Linked DNA regions of Mus musculus: region 1 is linked to region 2. A link is a loop called in an ENCODE intact Hi-C map of the cell type or tissue named here. Cell type or tissue: heart. All regions are shown on one strand. Links, peaks and the distances in the headings refer to the core of each region. The heading gives the core; the rest is flanking DNA.

Region 1 (4,000 bases), core at 1-4,000, 60 kb after region 2:
CTGAGACATCCAGCCTTGTGGACTGGATTCTTGGGCCTTCTGTTCATAAGCAGCCATTGTTGGAATTGCGGGACCACAGCCTGTACGCCATTCTAAAAAAATGTGTGTGTGTGTGTGTGTGTGTGTGTACACGTATGTATATATGGGATTTACTAGAGAGAGAATATGCTATAATTTCTGTTCCTCTAGAAAACCATGACAAATGCAAAAGCACAGAGAGACTAGACAAACTAGACTGCACAGTCACTCACTTAGACATCCACAGAGACAGACAGACATAAGACAAGCATTTAACCAAAAATTGCCAACTAGGATTCCCCAGTGTCTTGACTCCCACAGGAAGGCGCTGGGGAAGGGTCCCTGTCCATGTTCACTTCCAAACGAGAGACTAGCCCAGACAGAGATGTCAGAGAGGCCCATGAGGACTTGGTCAGTTTTGATGTTGGCAAACAGTGTTCATTCTGGGATTCTCTGGCCCTGGTGTGAGTTACCTGGACCAGGGATGTTTCAGGGATCACCGCTTCTGTAATAGTTCACCAAACCAGAGAGACTCAGAGTGAGGCTGGGCAACCCGTCGTCCCCCCCCCCCCCCCCCCCCCGTCCCCCATGCCCCAGTGGCAAAAATCTCATTCAGGCCTTCAGATGTTGTGTCCAGGCAGGACCCAAGAGTGTCACCTAAAAGTCCGACAGAGGAGAGTCCTTTATTTGCCAGTGGCCGAGAGCAGGCTCATGCAAGAAAGAACTCTCAACTCTGGAGAAGGGAAGGGAGGGTAGGGTTTCTAAAGCCAAAACCACAACTACATCACACCAGAGGCAGGCCAGGGACTGGAGTTTCAAAAGTTTCAGTTCAGTTGACTAAAATAATTTATTTTATGCAGTGGATCTTCCAGAACCTTCAAGTGCAGATGTATGAGAACGACCTGTTTAGCAGGATGTGTGCTTAGCAGGGACTAGGGAGCAGCTGGGCAAAATGTAAGATGGAATTAGCTAACACTTGGGCAAAATGGAGTCACTCAGGCCACCCCCTCAGATCTCCAGAGGAGTGCCTGCCCCATCAGACAGGAGGCCAAAACAAGAGGATCTTGAGCTCAGAGCTACCCTGCTTTAGTCTACAGAGTGAAACCCTATTTTGAAATAGAATTAAAAACAGGAAAGACATATATCTGGAGGCACTGTCCCCTGTGGGGCCCACTCCTGGAGCACTCCGCTCTCCCCTGGCTGTTGAGCTGGCTCAGCAGATCCACTGAGTATGTCCGCACGTGTGCCACTGCAGTTCCGCAGAGCTGGCTCCCCACCATGCACAGGCACAGTCTAAATTTAAGTCCCCTGCATCCTCGTTAGGTAACAAGGACCTGGACTGTGTCCTGCTTCTGTCTAAATCCTGAATGTGTTCCTACAGGCAGTCACAGAAGGTGGAGCATGTGTCTGCCCTCAGCCACCAAGCAGTGGGACAGAATGTGATCTTCTTGCACTACTGAGGAGGCGGAGGGAGGCTGGGGAGGTGAGAGGGGCAGCTTCCGAGGCCAGAGCTGGGAAAAAGTCCCACTGCTCCTGTTACCAGGCAAGGGCCTGGCTCTCTGTCCCTACTTCCTGTATGTGTGGGGGAGCTGTCTTCTGTGTGCAGCTGCCTCTGCAGAGTGGATCCACCAGGAGGCCTCTCCCCTTCTCATCCTCAGGGACGAGAATGCTCTTCAGGTCCTTAACAACTGAAGCCACAGGTTGGGCCCTGGCCATGAGCGCTATGCTCCTAGCTTTGCGGTCGCTGCCTGTGAAGGTTTAGCAGGACGTGGCTTTAGAGGGCCCTGAGCTCCTCAAAGGAACTTTGAAGAAGTATGATGGGGCTGTCTCTGTTTAAACACACCTTGAGGAGCCCACATAGTTGTGTGGGGTGCATTGCTGAATACTGGATAAAGGGATAGGGTGTTTGGTGAGCTGAGTCTTTCTGCCACCACAGGGCTCAAACTGCAGCACGGGACCAGGAAGGGACCAGCCCGTCAACAACTAAAAATAAATGGTTGGGCCTCTGCCAACACTCAGGAAAAGCGTAATGAGTGGAAGGCTGGAAAGAGGGGGCAGGGTGGTACCCAGCTGGTCCTCAAGTGGAACAGACTGGCATCTGGGCAGGCAGGGTGCTTCCTAGGCCTCTGTTGCTCATGTCACCAACTTGCCTGTAGCACGGTGGTAACACATGCTCAGAAGGCCTTCATAACGTTCTCTTGCTTTCTGCTCTGCAAATTGATGGGGGGGGAGGGGCAGGTGATGGAGATTGAGGCAGGATCAGCTCTCTGAGTACAACTGCATTCTTAGGGCCACATCTATTGCCCCTACTGTGGTAAGAGGACCCTAGCGTCATGAGTGACATCCTGGAGTGCCAAGAGCCCTTAGTGCCTGACTGGACTCCCAAGAGAGAGGCTATACGCATGGGAGAGGAGCTATATACACTCAAGGCCTTCAGAGAGCTTGACCCCAGGGGTCCCTGCCCAAGGTGTGATCGGGAAGGATATACAGGAACCATGGAAAGAACAGATTGGCATGAGCTGCCTCTCTGTCTTCTCAGTGTGAACACAGACGTGCTAAGACGTGCCTGTGGGAACGCAGCTTGCTAGCTCTGGCCTGAGGCAGTCAACTTAGAGGCAGCTGCTGTTGTCCTCAGGGGCTCTGCAGCTCCCATGTGGGCTCTGGCACCATAAAGGATGATGATACAGCAGAAGCCTGGAGAGACCTTCATCCCAGTGCCTACAAGAACCTCACCCTCAACACAGGCCAGCACCCCGTTGAATGCTCTTAGGAAACAGAGCCTGTGGGAGAAGTCAGCTGCCCAGTGGACTCAGCATAGCCTGGCAGTCAGTCACCAGCCTCCAGGGTGCCTCCCACACCCAGATGCTGTCTCGGTGTCAGTCAGCCTCAGAGCCACCTCCCGCTCTAGCCACACCACCGTGCTGGGAACAGAGACCAAGGCCTGCTGGTGGCTGACCTTCCAGGCACCCAGCTGTTTAATGACAGTTATTGGAGCTGACAGGGGTGGGAGGGTGGGGTATGTGCTCTCTGTATATGGTAAAGGTCAGACTTGTGAACCAAATCCCTGGGAGGGTAAAGTGGGGTCAGAGAAGGCCTGTGTTTAAGCAACTGTCCCCTGACTGGAAATTCCATCATGTGGTACAAGTAACATTGCCCACAAATCAGCCAGTGTTCATTCCTGCAGTATCCCTGTTCGGGAAGCATGCTCAGAGACATTAGAAAAACGTGTCCAAGGAGACACAGCCATAGTGTGGCAAAGCCAGATTCCCATCTCCACCCTGCTTCTCCTTGCTTAGGGCTAATGGAAGCTGCTCTGAGGCGCTGCAGGACTTGCCTCTGAGAACCGTGGCTTGGACACAGCTCTCAAGCAAGTGGCCCTAGGTTCCTGCGCCACGTGACAGGAGAATTCCAGGAATAGCTCATGACAGGCAGTCTGGTGGGGTGTGGTGCCAGCTCCCCATCTTCTGCCAAGGCTCCTCAGATGTTCCGACTCTCCAAGGTGGCACCTGAACCCAGCTAGGGGACAGAGTTGGTGCCCATCTCAAGGATGAAAAGATAGTCCTCTACCCAGGTCCTCAGCACCTGTTTCCCACGACAGTTACATCCCCTGTGCCCCAGAGGGGCCAGTTGTCTATTGACACTCAGCTGTCTGGTATCCGATGGGGCGACTTGGTGTTCCATCCCTGTGTTGGGCCTGACGCATTCTCCTGATAACTCTTCCATAGCACTGAGCAAACCAGGCAGGGCAGACGTGACTCCTGCCAGGGACTCTGCCTTGCATTCTGCTTTTTCCAGAGCCCATATTCCAGGCTGGCTGTGGCCTTCGGGCATGGCCAAGTGTCTAGGGCAAGGCCTGCCACCGTGATCTGCCGAGGTGATGAGCTTCTTGGTCCCCAGTAGAGAAGCGCAGAGCCCCTTAGCCCCGTTCTAGCAACTGCTTGTCTGTGCAGATTGGGAGAAGCAAAGGGTGTGTTTATTCAGT
Region 2 (16,042 bases), core at 12,043-16,042:
CTGCAGAAGCCTGACTCACCCTGCCCATCTCTGCTGCTGCTGGGCTCAGGGCCCTATACTAGGAACACTCATTGGCATTTACAGTGCTACCCGACAGCAGGGACCACAAGTAGCCGCCCCCAAGGCTGTGATCAAGAGCCTTGTGTGGGTACTGTGGGCTGGAGCCTGCCTCCCTGAGAGCTGCCTTTCACCAGGACTGTCTTCCCCACCTCTCTGTAGGCTTCTCCACTCTGTGATGGATGCGTTTCTGGCTCCCCCTCTCTCCTCCACCTCTCCTCCCTCTGCTTGCCACCCTTTCCCAAGCACTCCTTCTCTTGCAGGTCTTTCTCACTCAGCACAAGTGCCTCAAGGGACCACAGTGTCAGCTGGTATTGAGAGGTCAGCTGCAATAGACGCCTCCATGTTTCTCTGATACCCTCAGGGATTTCTGGAACAATCTTGGGGAGTAAGCAAAAACCCTCTCATCACTTTCATAAAGGCTGCAAGATGTCCCCCTATCTTAGGGTTGTCTTGGGGGGGGTCCCCATTATAGTAGGTATGGAGCTACATGGAAGCAGCTCAGCCCTGAGGAAGAGGTGCACATTTTTCTGCCCCCTCACTGGCTTCGCCTCACTGCTGTCTTCCTTCCCGGGCACCTCTCCCCTTGGCCTCACTTAGTTCTGTTGCTTCCTTCCAGTAGGGCTTGTGTAACTCCAACAATGTTCCCTGTGTTCTGCTCTGAACAGGTGAGTGTTCTAACTTAGAAGTACAACCACTCACTGTTGCCAACAATTTTGAACTTGGTCTTTGTGATCTTCGTTAGATGCCAAGGTTCTGTCTCTCTGAGCATTTTGTTCTTATCACATGGCCAGGTCCTCCCACCCTCTCTTGCTTCGTCCTCTGAAGTGCACTGACAAGCACTAGCTTGGATGTGGGTTGACATGCATCTAGGATTTAGCTTCAAATTTGCATGTTCTTGTGTTGATGTATCACAAATAGGCGGAGGCAGGGGAGCTAAAAGATGCTAAAAGCGTTGGGAAGGTTTTCTTCTGCAGGAACAACAGTTCAAATGCCATGTTAGTCAGAGCAAGAAATGTGAGTTCCTGCCAGAGACAAAACCCAGTTTTACTGTCTGAACCCAATGGAAGGCATTACTTCACAGTCATAGAGAAAGATGTGTGTGTTGCTGTTGCTGGGGATGGTGGTGTGTGTGAACAAGGGGTTCTCTGTTCTGTGCAGTCATTCAGGGACCCAGATTGTTTGCATTGTCAATACCTTCTAAGAGTTTTCTACTCTTCATATGGTTAGAAGGCAAAAAGGGAGCGAAGAGAGAGGTGGGGGTGGTGTTTAGGTCAGGAGTAACACATGTATTTCCCACCATACTCCACCTCATAGACCCTCAAGCAGACTCTTGGAGGCCCTTTCATCACTATCTAGAGCCTTTGAGCTTCTTCTTCTAATCATTCATAAACATAAAGTGGATGTTAGGAGCCGTGAATACTGGAGGTTGTTGTTCCCAACCAACAGCACTTTGGTTCTTGTTCTCTGACCTCCCCCATACTCCTACGTGTCAACGCTTTATGTAGAATTGTGATCTGACATCACACTAAGACAGGTTCCAGCACTGATTCAGAGACACACTGGGGTACTCAGGACCCAGGGGAGTACAGTATGTGGATGTCTCTAGGAGGCCGTTGGGAACCCAAGTAAATACACCTTGGCTTTGAACTTGTTCTCCTTCACCCAAGCCTGGAGTATGCCAAGCACCAAACAAAATGGCAGACCCTATACAGTTCACTGGAGGCCTCGAAAGCCCTGCTCTGGCTGTCGGTGATGTGCTCCTCCACCAAAGATTTCTTGTAGGAGCCATTGCTCCATCCTCTATGTGCCCCTTCTACCGCTCTAGCTGAGCCAATTGGTTTTCATGTCCCTTTCCTCCTACAGATGTCAATCACTAGAGTAGAGTGAGTTCATCCTAGCACCTGGTGTAGTACTCTGCATAGGGCAGGTACTTAATGAATGAATGCTGAGTGAATGAATGACAGAATGAATAAGTACTGGCATCCACTGTCCAAGCTGTTCCTAGAACAATAGTTGGTTTCATTTGGGGGAGGGGGTTTACTGGGAATTGAACCAGGACTCAAGTATGCTGGCCAAGTCCACCCCCAGTCCTGGTTTCATTTGTAAGTCATCCTGTGGAGGACCCTTTTTGTGGAGCCCCTGGAAATTCTCCTCTCTCCACTTGTTACTTTCCTGTTTCCAGATCCTCAACTGCAGGGCACTCTCCTGTCCTCCTGCCCTGTGGTCCTGCATCCTTTGAGACTTCAATGTGCCAACTTCTGGGTTTGCCATAGTTCCTGCTCATTGCCTTTCTGCTGCTGACTGGTTCAAAGGGACTTCTCAGGTTCCTCCTACCATCTGCTCATCCTTTCTTCCCTACAGGCAGCTTTACCTAAGCTCCTGTGGTCTCCTTTTCTGCCGCTTGTAGCTGCCTATCTTCTGCCAAGGACTTTCACAGCAGCATTGACAGGGCAGGTAAGTAGGTTAAGCCACAGACATCAGCCCTGCATTATTTAGCCAAAGGAATTTGATGCTTGTTGACCACCTGTCACCCAGCAGAGGCTGGAAGATCAGGAACAGAAATGACAGATTGGGACCAGGACCTGGAATTCTTTGCTTTGCCTTGTCATGATGTTGATGAGCATCACACTCTGCTCAGGGAGAGTCTTTATACTTCCTGGGCTCTGGGTAGCTTTGACAGCTGTCCTTAGAACACACAACATGATGCTCACTTCTTGAGGGGAAATAGAGTTGCTCCCTCACCATCCTCAGAATCTTCCTTCCTCTTCAGATGAGCAACTCAGAGAATGCTTGGGTCACTTGTTCACAATGACAGAGCATTTTCATTCATCTTATGCATGCTTCAAGTCACATTGCACCTCCCATGTCACACAGCTAACATGTAACCTGTGCTGTGTCATTGGTTGGTGTACTGCATTGGTAGGAAACAGCGACAGGAAGTGATTTGTATATGTTCAGCATAGACAGACACAGTTCCCTCCAACACTGTTGGCCCAACGTTGGTTGAATTCTTGAATGGAGAGCCTGGGCACAGGGTTGACTGTGCAGTTTTCACTTTGCACGCTAAACAAACTAAAGAAAATAGAGATCCGTGTAAACCTCTTATGAATCTGAAGGCTATGACTCAGGCCTGTGGCAAGTGTGGGTGAAAACCCCAAGCCCCCCAGTTCCTGGTTTTTAGCCCATTTCCCCTATGAAATACTGAGAACCTGTTGGCAAGACAAGAGAACAATGTTAAGCAGCAGGCCAGGTGTGCGGGGAGGCCCCAGCTGCATCTGGCTCGAAGCTAAGTGCCCACGGATTAAGAACTTGCTTCAGTCTCAGACAAGTCTCCTCATCACTATGCCTCAGTTGCGTCACGAAGGACACCTTCATGTGCAAAGTTTTCCCTGAGGTCTGCTGGAGGATGCTCAAGACACAGGCATTGGGACACTGTCTAAGGGGCACTGGTTCTGGGGTACAGGCAAGGGCTACTGTTAGGAGAACTGCCAGTGTTCTGCAGAGAGCAGCCCCATCAATGGCACACAAAACACTTACTGCGAGTCAGTCATCCTAACAACACCATCTATCAGTTCATTATGTGTTCCGATAATCCTGTGAAGAATTCATTACCTATGTTTTGCTGATGAGGAGACTGAGGCATAGAGAGGCTAAGTAACTTAATATGACTAAGTTTGTAGGTCCAAGAGCCAACTTGGGTCCCAGGGACTGTGCCCTGTTTACCAGCATTCAGAAAACAAGACCTTCCTGACCCAAACCAGCCAAGAAAAAAAAACCCAGGAGTGGGAGTGTGAACAGCCACACGAGATTGCCTTGTGCTGGAAACCATAGGTTCAAATCCCATCACAGAAACAAACAAAAGGCAGACAGACAGACAGACAGATAGAAAAATAAAGATAAGGCATAGCACTCCCCAAATATCAGATAAAACAAAATGGCATTGTTGGGAGATGTTGTCAGTTTGCCCTCCCTGCTTAACCGTGCCTCAGCTCTTTCCACGGTCGGCCAGGCCTTCAGCGGACTTTCCCTGTCTAAACATATTCACCCTCATTTGCCTTCAAAGGCTACACTTTAGTGTTAAGTCAGAGGCTTTTTAAAAAAAAGATAAAGTAGAACCATACAGTGTGCACCCCACCACGTTTAGTTGCTAGAAGTCTATTTGTGGAGTATTTTTCAGTGTGTACAACTTCTCTTCGCTTCACTAACCCGGTTAGTCGGTGAAAGAATTTCTTCTTTGACGCTCAGTCTGAATCTCATTAGGGTGCCTGGGCCCAGCTACTAATTGCTGAATTCTGGACTTGCCAAAAGCATTTATGGACAGCAGCATGTGGGTAGGAACCTTCATTTCCCTCTCAGTAGATTCCTTTGTACTCAATGACCTTTCCCAAGAGACCTAGTCCTTGGCCTTAAATATAGAATTAGCAAAAATAGAATTTCTGAGGCCAGAAGGATTACTGGGAACCTTGGTCTCTAAAATTTATTTGTTTATTGATTTATTTGTGTGTATGTGTGTGTGTGTGTGTGTGTGTATGTCTGTGTGTGTATGTGTGTGTGTATGTCTCTGTGTGTGTGTATGTCTGTCTCTGTGTGTGTGTGTGTCTGTGTGTGTGTGTGTGTGTGTGTGTGTGTGTGTGTGTGTGAGAGAGAGAGAGAGAGAGAGAGCACACACATGCATTAGGCAGGGGACACATCTCTCACGGCACACAGGCAGAAGTTAGAGAAGAGAATCGTGGAGCTGGCTCCTTCCTGTATCACTTTCGGGTGGGTCCTGGGGATGGAGAGCAGCTTGTCAGCCTGTGCTTTTGCCTGCTGAGGCAATGGCTCCTGGCCTTGATTGAAGACTGACAGAAAACTGGAGCCTGGGGGTGAAGGGTTAGGCTGTGCGACGGTGTGGTTCTCAGAGTGTGCCTTATGTGTCAGAAACAATCAAATTTGTAGGATAGAATGTAATGTTTCAATCCACACACACGTTGTGTAGAGTTTAAATCATGTTAAACACAGCTATAGCTGCAAACCTTTATCAATTCTTTATTATGAAACGTGCAGGATATTTCCAGTGTTTTTAAGACACGCACCACACACATTGCTTGGAGTCACCCCACTCACTGTACTTCTTGTCGCTTTCTGATTCTAACAGCACCAGCTGGACAGCTCTCCCTGCCTCTCCACTGTGCCTACGAGCCTAATGGAGTTCTTTTCACCTCACCTACCCTGCAGTAGGCACTGTGCTTAGTACTCAGCCTGAGTGTTCCATTTCTTTCCACAAAACAGACCTTGTATAGGGACAGGAAGTGAGCCATGCACTTGATTGTGATCACGGAGTCCCAGGCCAGCAGAGCTAGGATCTTAGTCCTAGTGGCCAGGCTCTAGGGTCCAGTGGCTTCATTCTTCCCTGTGTTGCCTCTTCTTTGCAGAAGCCTGGAAAGGACTGTCTACACTTGCTTCCAATCACTTTGTAAGTCAATGCAAATTGATGTCTCTCCTTACTCATCTGTGAAGTGGGTTCTCTCCAACTTCGCAGTGATGCTGGCCCTAGTGTATAACTCTCAATGCTTTTTGTTTTGCTTCTGGGGAGTTTCAGGCTCTTTCTGGGAGCATGCAATGACTTTAGAATGTGAATCCTGCTCCTGTGACTCCTGTATCTATCACTTCTATATCACTCTTTCCCATTTTTTTTCTCTTTCTCACAGGAAGCGCCCCAGGACACATCGTCCTTCCAGATCACATTCCCTGTGTAAAGCCTGCTCATGACATCACTGCTCACAAATGGCAACTCCTAAACCTTCACCTCCACTCTGACCTACTGTATATCTCGTCCGGCCTTCCGGGTTGGCTTCCCCCAGAGAAACCAACAATGTTTTTCAGAAGCCCACATTGAACTTGACCCCTGCTTCCCAAGCCTCCTCCCTTCCTCCATGTAAGTGACTCAGGAAAGCACCACCCAGTCAAACAACCTGGAAATCCGAGTTGGATATTTTCAAGGGAACCTGGATGAGGGGTGGGAAGTAAGGAGAGGTACAAATGGCTTACAATGAGTGATGTGCTCTGTTTGGCATTTGTCTTTTAAAGGAAGGACCATGGAGGGAGCCAAGGCTCTCTAGCAGACAACAATCAATCCCCAGAGGCAGCTCTGACCTGTGACCTGCTGTCAATGCAAGAGAGAATCTAGCTAGGACTCAATAACTAGCATTACTGGGTGAGATGTCATGGTTGTTAGATATTGGTTAGCAATGCAAATATTGTAAATGTGCTCACGGGCCAAGTCCCCTGCTGACAGGAGCAGTGTCTGCACTGCCCAGCCACACCTCTGCTGCCATCCCTCAGTCAAGGGTGATGCCCTCTCAGCTCCAGGGACTGTTTCTGGGCTGACTTCAGTCTCAGAGCTCCAATTCCAGATGCACAAGCCTGCTGCCGCTCAAGCACCCCCTGTCCCAGCAGAAAGAGACACATCCTCTCACTGTCCTAGAGCAGAAAGTACCCTGTCCCATCAACATCTTATACCTCACATGCCCAGCAGAGGACATCTAGGTTTGCAATGTGTAATCAACATTGTCTAAAATTCAGATTAAAAATTTCATATGCCAAGGCTCTTTTTCTTGTGTCAAGTTTGACACTTGCAGTTTAGTGGAGCTAAGCCACAGGTACCACAGTCATAGTCTTGGCTAGGGGTTTCCCCTGCTTCAGGTGAGAAAGCAGGTCATTGAGGTGAAGAAACTTACCAGGAAGTGACCCAGCTGGCCAGCACTACTAGTTTCTGAGGCCCAAATTACTCAGCTTCATTTCACCTGACTTCACATGCCAAGTCTTACACCCGCTCTGTCGTTTTTCTCTAAGCACAACTTGTATTCCTGGTCTCCACTTTTCTTCCACCACAAAAGACTTATAATAGAGGTTTACACCAGTCGGGATCCTGAGGACTGTGAGAAGTCTAGTCACATTCACTGAAGTTTCTGTGGTAGAAGTGCTTGTGTTCTGGCTGCCTTCTAGTGTGTTCTTTCCCCTTCTTCACTGGGATTTCCAGCGTGACCAATGTCTTCAAGCCTCAGGGCATTGCAGGCCACATGAAAGCTCTTGAGTGGGTAGAAAGATGACACTTTTTCTCAAATTGTCCCCTCGCCAGGTCCTGGTAGTTACAGAAGAGCCTGCCACAGGCAATTTCTTGTTCGAGTTGGTTGCGTCTAGAGATCTAGAGATGTCCTGTTCTGGAGGTTTCTGTGTGCACAACACAGGCAAGGACTGCTAGTGACTTCCTTGCTGTGCTCTGTGAAGGAGAAAAGAATAAGGCCAGGTGTGGTGGCCCAAACCTTTAATCCCAGCACTCAGGAGGCAGAGGCAGGAGGATCTCTGTGAGTTTGAGGCCAGTCTGGTCTACAAAGTGAGTATAGGACAGCCAGGGTTACACAGAGAAACCCTGTCTCAAAAACAAAAACAAAACCAACCAAGGTGAAGGGAATATGCTTGCCTCCTCTTCCTGTTAAATATGAACACTATGGGCTATGTCTGCAAAGTGAACATATTTTATCCAAGCTGATAGAGGAAAATGGCAAAGGAGGGTCTGGAACCCTAGGACAGTGTTAAGTTGACTCAGCTTAGGGTTTGTTTTCTAAATCCCTTGGTGTCCAGGAATTCAGTAACCCAGAAATGTCAAAGCCATAGAGAAGAGCACAAAGGTTGGACAACAGTCATGGGGCTAAGGAAAGGAAAACCAAGAGACCTGGAGAAGGAAAGAGAGGGCAGGGCTTAAAGGATCTAAAAAAATAATGTTGGTTCTGAGTTCAAGGCCAGCCTGGTCTACAGAGTGAGTTTCAGGACAGCCAGGGCTACACAGAGAAACCATTTAATAATAATAATGTTGGTCATGTGAAAATGTTCTGAATTTGTCAAGAGACATAAACCTTGACTTCTTCAGATTAGAGAAGCTGAACAAGCATAAAATAAACCTAAAGAATCCACACCAAGACACATGGTGAAACTTCTGAAAACCAGACACAGAGAGCCATCTTGAAAGTACTAAGAGGGAAACGGCATCATCTGTGAGAATGGGAGAGGGCATCACTAGACACTATCATGGCCAGAAGAGGTAACAAAACATTTTAAAAATACGCAGGGGGGTGGGAAGAACTGTTATTCCACAGAGCCTATCTGCAGTGAGAATACCAGAATGAAAGGGGTCCCTGACGTCTTCTGCTGTGTGAGAAGACAACAATCCATGAGAATTTCTGCAGCTCACCAATCCTTTGCTGTTGATTCCCTGCACCAAAAATAAACAAATAAATAAAATTAAAATCAATAAATCCAAATGCAACTACATGTTGTATACAAGAAACGGTTTAAATATAATGATGGCACAAGTAGAAAACCCCAGGTCAGCCAACAAGCCATCAAATAAGTTAACAAGACCCAAGCTAACAAGTAGGTTAGGCAAGGTTACAAATTACAGGTCCAAGAAACAAAAACCAATTTTATCAGCATAGACTAGAAATTAATCTAAGTGCCCTGAAAGAGACAACACAAGACATTTATAATTACTTAAATAAAAGTATAAATCTAAAATATTTATGTTAAGACTTGTATGCTGTTAAAACTACTGCCCGGTGTTGAAAGAAAGAACTAGATAGACGTACCATTTTTGTAGTTTGTAAAACTTAACCTTGGAAATGTCAACGCTAAGCAAATTGACATCTATGTTTAATGTATTTCCTGTCAAAATCTCAGCAGGCCTTTTTAATTGGTATAGGTAACACTGATCAAAAAAATTATAGCAACAGGTGAAAGAACTAGAATAGTGGAACCAATCTTGTGAAATAAAAATTAAAGAATATCAGTATATAGAATTTATAGATAACTTTAACAATCTGGGACCATGGTATTGCCAGAGGCACAGAAGACCGATGGGATAGAATGGGGAGACAGAAACAGAAACACACAGAAAGATCAACAGAATTTTGAGAAAAAATGGAAGCAATTCATGGGGAAAAAAACCAAAACTTTTTCCCAGCTAAGGGAACACGAGCAAATGATGTATGTGGACTCCCCTCCCCACCCAAAAAAAGAACTCTGATCTAAATCTCAGACCTTAATCAAAATTAACTGTAAATGGGTTAAACATAAAATATACAACAATATAACTTTTAGCCGTCAACACAAGAGGATAGTCTCAAATGCAGGACTAAGCAAGCGCTTCTCTGACTTAACACCAAATATGTGATCCATTAAAGCAAACACTAAACATTTGTTTTTGACCCCAATTAAAGCTTTTGCTTTGCAAATGACCCTCTGAAGAGGCTGAAGACACAGACTATAAACCACGAGAAAACTTGCCAATCACATGTCTGACACAAGGCTCGTATCTGTAACGCATCCAGAACTCTCAGAACTCAACTGTTTAAGAACACACACTAAGAAGATGGTCAAAAGGCACAATGAGGCATTTCACTGGGAAATGGAGAAGACAGGCACGCAGAAAGGCATTCAACAGCATAAGCTATCGGGTAATGCAGATAAATCCACAAGACCCACAATAGAAGGGCTAAAAATAAAGATCAGGGAGGGGAGGGTGGAGAGATGGCTCAGCAGTTAAGAGGATACTCTTGCAGAAGACCCCAGTTTGGCTTCACTGCCACGTGGCAATTCACAACCACCCATATATAACCACAGTTCCAGGAGATCTAATGCCCCTTTCTGACCTACCTGGGTTCAAGTAGTGCATACCTGTGGTACACGTTACATAAACATTACATATACCCAGGCACACATATATAAATGTACAATAAAAATATATTAAGCATTATTTTTATGGCATTGACAGTGGAAATGTAAACAGATACAGCTGCTTTGGAAAACATTTGACAGCTGTTTAGAAAACTAAGCAAGCAATTTCCTTTTCCTTTCTTGTTCATTGGGGACAAGGTCTGGCTCTGCCAACAAGGCTGATCTTGAACCGAAGGTAATCCTGTTTTAACAGCCCTGTACGCTGGATTCTCTGTGCCTTGCCAGTGTTCATTGTGGCTTTATTCAGAATTAGCTGTAAACTAGAAACCACACTGTTCAGTACTGTGGTGCATCTAAGCTTGGAACACGGATAATCAAACACAGATTGTGTTCAATGGGAAAAGTACTAAAGGTTACAAGCAGTATCTATCTCATGATTCCATTTGCAAAAGAACCTGAGATGACAAAACTTTAGAAATAGAGAACAAAGCCAAGACTGCCAGAGGCTGTAGGGAAAGAGGAAAAGAATGGGAAGGAGATGTGCCTCTGAAGAGAGCTATGAGAGGTCTCAGTGGATGGAAATACCTTTTCTTGATTGTATAAATCCAATGTTATTCTGGGTATGGCGGCACTTAGGATGCAGACAGGTAAATATCTATGAGTTCCAAGCCATACGGTGCTAGAGAGTAGGACCCTGTCTCAAAAAAATAAAATAAAATAAAAAGTAAATCTAATAGCATTATGATATTGTTCTGTGTTTCTGAAAGAAGAAGTTGCCATTACAAGCAACTAGCTTAGTTTCTCTCTTCCTTTTCCGGGGACTTACTGTGATGGGTAAGGAAATCTCCATTTTGTGCTAGGCACCCATTCTAAATTCCTAAAAGATAAGCTTCAACAACTCTGACTCCTTGTCCCCCCTCCTCAAAACTGTAAAACTGCTGTGAGATAATTCACTTCCTACTCTGGCTTTTGTATCCCATGTATCGCTTTTGCCAGGGCATGGGACAGCTCCTTTAAGGTTGTCTACAGAGGGAGACAAACAGATCCACAGCTGCAAGGACTGAAAGCAGTTTCTCCCTCAGCTACACACTGCACACAAATGAGACGTTTACAGTGCTCACCTTTACAAACCCTTCCTCTACCACTCCTGTGTGGCATGGCCTAATTTGGCTTTTAGGCTGTCGACCTGCTAGCAGTAACTAATAAATTCATTTAATTATAATTTGGTTTAAACCTATGGTCTTTCCCCGGTGGATTTGAATGCTACTGTTGCTGAGGATGGCAGAGAGCTCATGGCCTCTAGGGATGGCTTATCTCATTCCCTGAAGAGCCAGACTACAGGAATCACACAAGGCTCTACTCTCTTAACTCTCTCTCTGATCAAGCGGGAGCAACTCTAGATTCAGGGGAGACTCTGTTGACAGCTCAAGGGACCGTTCTTCTCAAAACTCTCAAACCATTGAAAGTCACAAAACACCAGTGCTAGGAACATTCAAACCCGTGGCTTCAGGACCCTGCTACCCTTGCTCTCAGTAAACCACAGCTGAAGTGAATAGTAAGGATACTGTTAAGGCCCAGTCCAGCTTTGAGAACAGGCTCCCAGTCCTTCGCCTGAGCTTGCTTACCCTAATCCTGACCTGCCAGGAAATACAAAATCAACTCCAAGAAGTCATTTAGCCACTCCTTCTGTGTCCAAGCCCTGGAGACCTGCCTAAGGCAGAGGGTGAGCTAGGTCCTTCTGCATGGCCTGCAACCAATCTGTCTTTCAGAGACCCCTTTTACCATTCAAGTCAAGTTAGATTGCAGCCTCACCTTAGGTGGACACTACCACTGTGCTGCCCTGACAATGATACTATTCAACCCTGCTATTTTGCAAAGTGGTTGGCCAAGAAGAAAGCCCTGGAAAGCCTGAGGAGATGGGTGTGGGTTGGGGTCATCCTTCCTCTGCAGCTGTCACTCACAGGTGGCAGGCATAGGACACAGTGGACAGGCTGTAAATTTAGTGCTGGATTCCAGACTCCACAGCCACATAGGCAGCTGTGCTAGTGGGACCTGGATCCTGGGGCACCTAGGGGAAATGGTTTCATGCAGTGTGTGTGTGTGTGTGTGTGTGTGTGTTTGCTTGCAGTATGTCTGCTTCCTTCTCAGAGCTCTAAGCGCTTGTGCGTGAATGTCACGCATCTTTAGCTCTCTGGGTGTATATGGTGTGTTGTTTTTCTCTGTTGTGAACAAAAACATGGGGAAAGGAGCTACTTCTGCTGCTGAGGCGGAAAACTAAAGGGAAGCTGTGTCTGCTGAGATTAGCTGGCTGATTAAAGTTTCAGTACTATGGAGAGGTTGGAATGTTCCAGGTCCAGAGGCAAATTACTTTATTTTGGGCTAAGTTCGGGCCCTCAGGAACAGCCATTTCTTTCTTGCCCCTCTTTGTTAGAACTAACTTCTTGAGGCAATAGATGAACACTGTTTAACTATTGATTTAACACGATAGTTAGCTTCTACAAATCCAAAAGTTAGCAATGCTATCAGATAGCATTTTGAGCCTATAGGAACACTTTCCCATTTCACTGTTACCTGACTCTCTGTTGTACCCACCAATGTATTTTAAACTTGCCTTGATATACGGCTTTATCTGTTCTGTAAAACTATTTTAAAAACAAAACAAAACAAAACAAAAACCAAAAAAACCCAAAAAACTTCCCGAAACTGCTTTCACATAGGAACATGGAATTAGGGGTAACTTAAATCTGTGTTTCCAGCTCATGGTCATTCAAAATGGCTCCAGAATAATCTTTTCCCCTGTAAGATGAGAGCTGTGGTTTCTGCGCTGACACTCACTGTGTGTGTGGTGTGTTGTTTTTATCTGTGTGCATGGTGTCTAGGGCGTGTGCGTCCATGCTGTGTGTTTGTATTCATGTAGTAACTGTGACATTCACTTGTACCTCTGTGTGTAGTTTGTATCTGGGGAAGGGTCCTGAGGATGTGTCCTTGTGGGTGTGCCTACACCTGTGCTATCTGAATGTGGGTCTCGCACGTGTGCAACTGTAAACATGTGCATGCAGTTCTAGTGAGCGTGTTTCTGCTCCGGGGACCAGTGTGAGGGTCTGTGTTCTCGACTGTGCGCATGGGCTGGAAGGGCCCCATAATTCGGTTCAGTGCCCCGTGAAGGTCCCCCACGCGGCCAGGAAAAGCGCGAGGCAGGTCGGCGGGCGATGCCCCGCTCCTCCCCGGGGGCCGGGCACACGTGGGGCCCCGGCGCCGCCTCCCCGCGCGTCCCCACCCAGCGGGCCGCCCCCGCCGCCGAGCGGCTGGGGATAAAGTGGCGGCGCAGACGCCGCGCCCTATCGCTGCGCAGCCGGCCGCGCGCAGTAGTCTGGCTCTAGCCCGCCGCAGACCCGGACCCGCGTGGTGCTCGGGGAACGTGACAGCGGCGCTCGTGGCCCGGGTAACTGCCTCCCGCCCCTGCCTCAGGATAGGAGCCGCCGCCAGGGGTCCCCTGCGCGCGTGTGCGTGCGCACGAGTGTGCGCGCGTGTCAGCGTGTGCGCGTGAACGCGCCCCTCGCGCCCTCGCACCAACCCCCAAACAGACTTGTGCCCGTCAACTGCATCTTCCCAGACCGGTGTGGGAACAACGGCCAGGTCCACGTCCTGTGTGGCGTGCCGATGACAGCCGCGAGGTTTCCTTCCCTAAGCGGTCGCGGGCGGGCAAGAGGCAAAGTTTGTCGGAGAATCGGGGTGACTTTGCTCGGGGACCCGCATCTGCGCGAATGCGCGGTGCCGCGGAGCGCGTCTCGCAGCAGCTCCGGGCTGGGGACCGGCTGTCCCTCGCTCCCGGAACCCCTTCAGGGGTGTGTTCTGGAAAAGTGGCGACATGAGCTAGAGCTGGAGCAGCAGGAGGGAGCAACTCGCACCCCTGCAGCCCAGGCGGGGAGGGCGCGGACCCCGTGGTGCTGCCCTGCGGCCGCGATGAGGGAACAGCCCTCGTTTGCCTGGCGCTGATACTCGAGGCTGTGGCGGTAGTGGAATGCAAAAGCCAAGACTAATGGAAACAGGTTTGTCATGGCATCTTTGGCATTCAGAAGGGAAAAATCGCTTGGGGCGCGTCACCTACTTATTATGCCCCCTGAAACCCGCACAGTGGAGATTTTAGGAGAGATGGGTCCTTGCAGCTGGGGCTTTGTACCCACGGAACTGACTGTAATTTCCGCTTGATTACAGCTAAAATAGTCTTTAAGATGAAGTTTCCTGAGATGATTTAAAATAAACACAGATGGGAGGGGGGCTATACTGAGGCACTTTAAAAAAATAAAGTGAGCATTTTCTTAAGGACAAACAGGACTTTTCAATCTTGAAGGGGTTTGCAAGAGATGTATGTAATTTTAAAATATATATATCAAATTGGGGTTTGGTGGGGTTTTTTTTGTTTGTTTGTTTTGTTTTTTGTTTTTTGTTTTTTGTTTAATTGCCTAGAAAAGAAGCCACAGCCACAGTCCTGACTCAAAAAAGGCTTTCTTTCCTCCCATATGGACATAAGTGTATTTCTGACTTTAGAATATGTCCACCTTTCTTCCAAGGGCCTAAAGACCCCTGCAGGATGCCTGAGGCAAGTTCACCCAGGCGAACTCCACAGAATGTTCCCTACCAGGACCTGCCTCACCTGGTCAATGCAGACGGACAGTACCTCTTTTGTAGATACTGGAAGCCCAGTGGCACACCCAAGTAAGTCCTCTCCTCTTCGTCCTCCTTCATCGCACCTGCTCCTCCTCCTCCTCCGTCATCATGAGGGCCACCCTTTCCGTGACCTGCCTCTCATGTCACTGACACCCCTGGCACAGCGGTGTTAGCAAAGTTGTGAGCTATACTTTATGCTTTTCTTTAAAATGACGGCTCAAGAGTTCTCTTTTCACTACAACTAGGATAGGAGTCCACTGTCTGGCAGTTTTCAAAGATTCATATGACTTTTTTTTTTGTACCAGAATTGATTCCCTGTTGCAAGCATTTATTTAAAAGCAAACCCAACAATTTAAAAAAAAAAAAAAGCCAGCGAATGCATAAGAAAACTAAAATTATATGTGCGCGTATCTGTCTTTTTAACCTCTGCTGTGTGCTCCTGCTTAGTTCTGAGCTTCAGAGATGACACCCAGCTAGCTGGGAGGAGAGGGGCCTGGGGTCTCCTTCTGGTTTCTCGCCAGCTCAGTGACTTTCCTATCCAGGATCTGCCTTGCTGCTGGAGACAGACTGGGGCTGTGCCCAGCCCCGCAGCTGCTCCCCACCACCCTGTTCCTCTTGGGTGAAGCAGGAAAAGCCCGGCTTGTTTGTGATAATCAGGGAAGAGAGTAGCTGTAGCAACCTTGGCCTGGTGACTAGTCACTGTTTCCTGTTCCTTGTTTTGGGGAAAGCTTACCTGCTCCATGGGCCTCTTGTCTCCCAAGGGGTCCTGGTGGGTATGAACTGTGCTCCCACCGTGGCTCTGGGGTTACCCAGTTGTAGCTCTCTCAACAAGGTGGGTGCAATCCAGAGGGATTCCTATTAACAGTGCAGAAGGAGTGACTTTAATGCCCTAGCTTCTGTGCAGCTACACCAAGTTGTGTGTTTTCAAAGTGGGCAGTGGTGCATAGGCTGGTTGGTGATTGTTCCTGCCAGCTCTTGGAGGAGAGTGTGCCCGGGTGTGCAAGTGTGCAGGTGTGTGGTGCGTGGAGCATTGCTGTCCTCATTAATCATTAATTCCCCCAGAGCTAACCGCTACCAGCACTGAGCGCTCTTTATACTTTCTAACAAGTTGTTGTATAGTGAGCGGTTCAGTCACTCCAGGAGGGGACCAGGGACTGAAAGTCCACTGTTCATGTCCAGCCTCAGCCTTTGCAGGCTTTGTTGGTGGAGTAGTGACAGTGCCCCAGTTCACAGTAAAACACAGAGGGCCTGCAGTCTTCAGTGGGGGAAGGGAAGTAGTGGACTGGGCCAGGAATGGCCAAGTTGGCTGCCCTTGCCTAGGCTGTGGGTGGTTTTCACAATCTTCCCCCCCACAGAAGTTGCCATGCAGGCAGCTCCCAGCTCACTTGCCTTTGCTCCAGTTAGAGACAGCAAGCCAACGTCCTGGCTTCAGCTGAGCTGGCTTTCGGATGTCAGCATCTGCCTTGTGATGGATGCGATGGATGTAGGAGCAGGGCTGGAGAGTTGACCGCTACTGGGAGCAAGGATTTGGGGGTGGGGAAGTGCATTCAGAAAAAAAAAAAAAAAAAAAAAAGAAGGTTCCAGGCAGGAGGCATGAAGGAGA

Evidence for each region. A loop is a pair of places that touch in the nucleus more often than their neighbours do. Peaks named below come from ENCODE experiments on the same cell type or tissue, not always from the same donor. Only the 100,000 strongest peaks of a DNase experiment are listed, where the experiment ranks them.
Region 1: it touches region 2 in a loop (2.6-fold over the local background); 6 of 42 quality-filtered maps call a loop at or near these places.

The regions. Positions count from the first base shown.
Region 1 is chr6:88,783,481-88,787,480 of GRCm38, forward strand. The region is part of intron 3 of Mgll (monoglyceride lipase); the gene reads left to right. Among named protein-coding and RNA genes, the nearest start is that of Gm26588, 43 kb to the left of the region's middle. In heart, for the core only: a CTCF peak has its summit at 1,647; DNase peaks (open chromatin) are centred at 1,421, 2,051, 2,679, 3,491 and 2 weaker places; H3K4me3 peaks cover 293 bases; H3K27ac peaks cover 3,732 bases.
Region 2 is chr6:88,711,359-88,727,400 of GRCm38, forward strand. Mgll (monoglyceride lipase) reads left to right here and starts at 13,054. Exons shown (of 8, transcript NM_011844.4): 1 at 13,054-13,213; 2 at 14,343-14,487. The coding sequence starts at 14,363. Gm26588 (a long non-coding RNA gene) reads right to left here. Exons shown (of 5, transcript XR_377840.3): 2 at 15,173-16,042; 3 at 10,357-10,469; 4 at 8,218-8,311; 5 at 5,065-7,321. In heart, for the core only: CTCF peaks have their summits at 13,243 and 14,360; DNase peaks (open chromatin) are centred at 13,063, 14,493, 15,083 and 15,773; H3K4me3 peaks cover 1,488 bases; H3K27ac peaks cover 1,137 bases; H3K27me3 peaks cover 492 bases.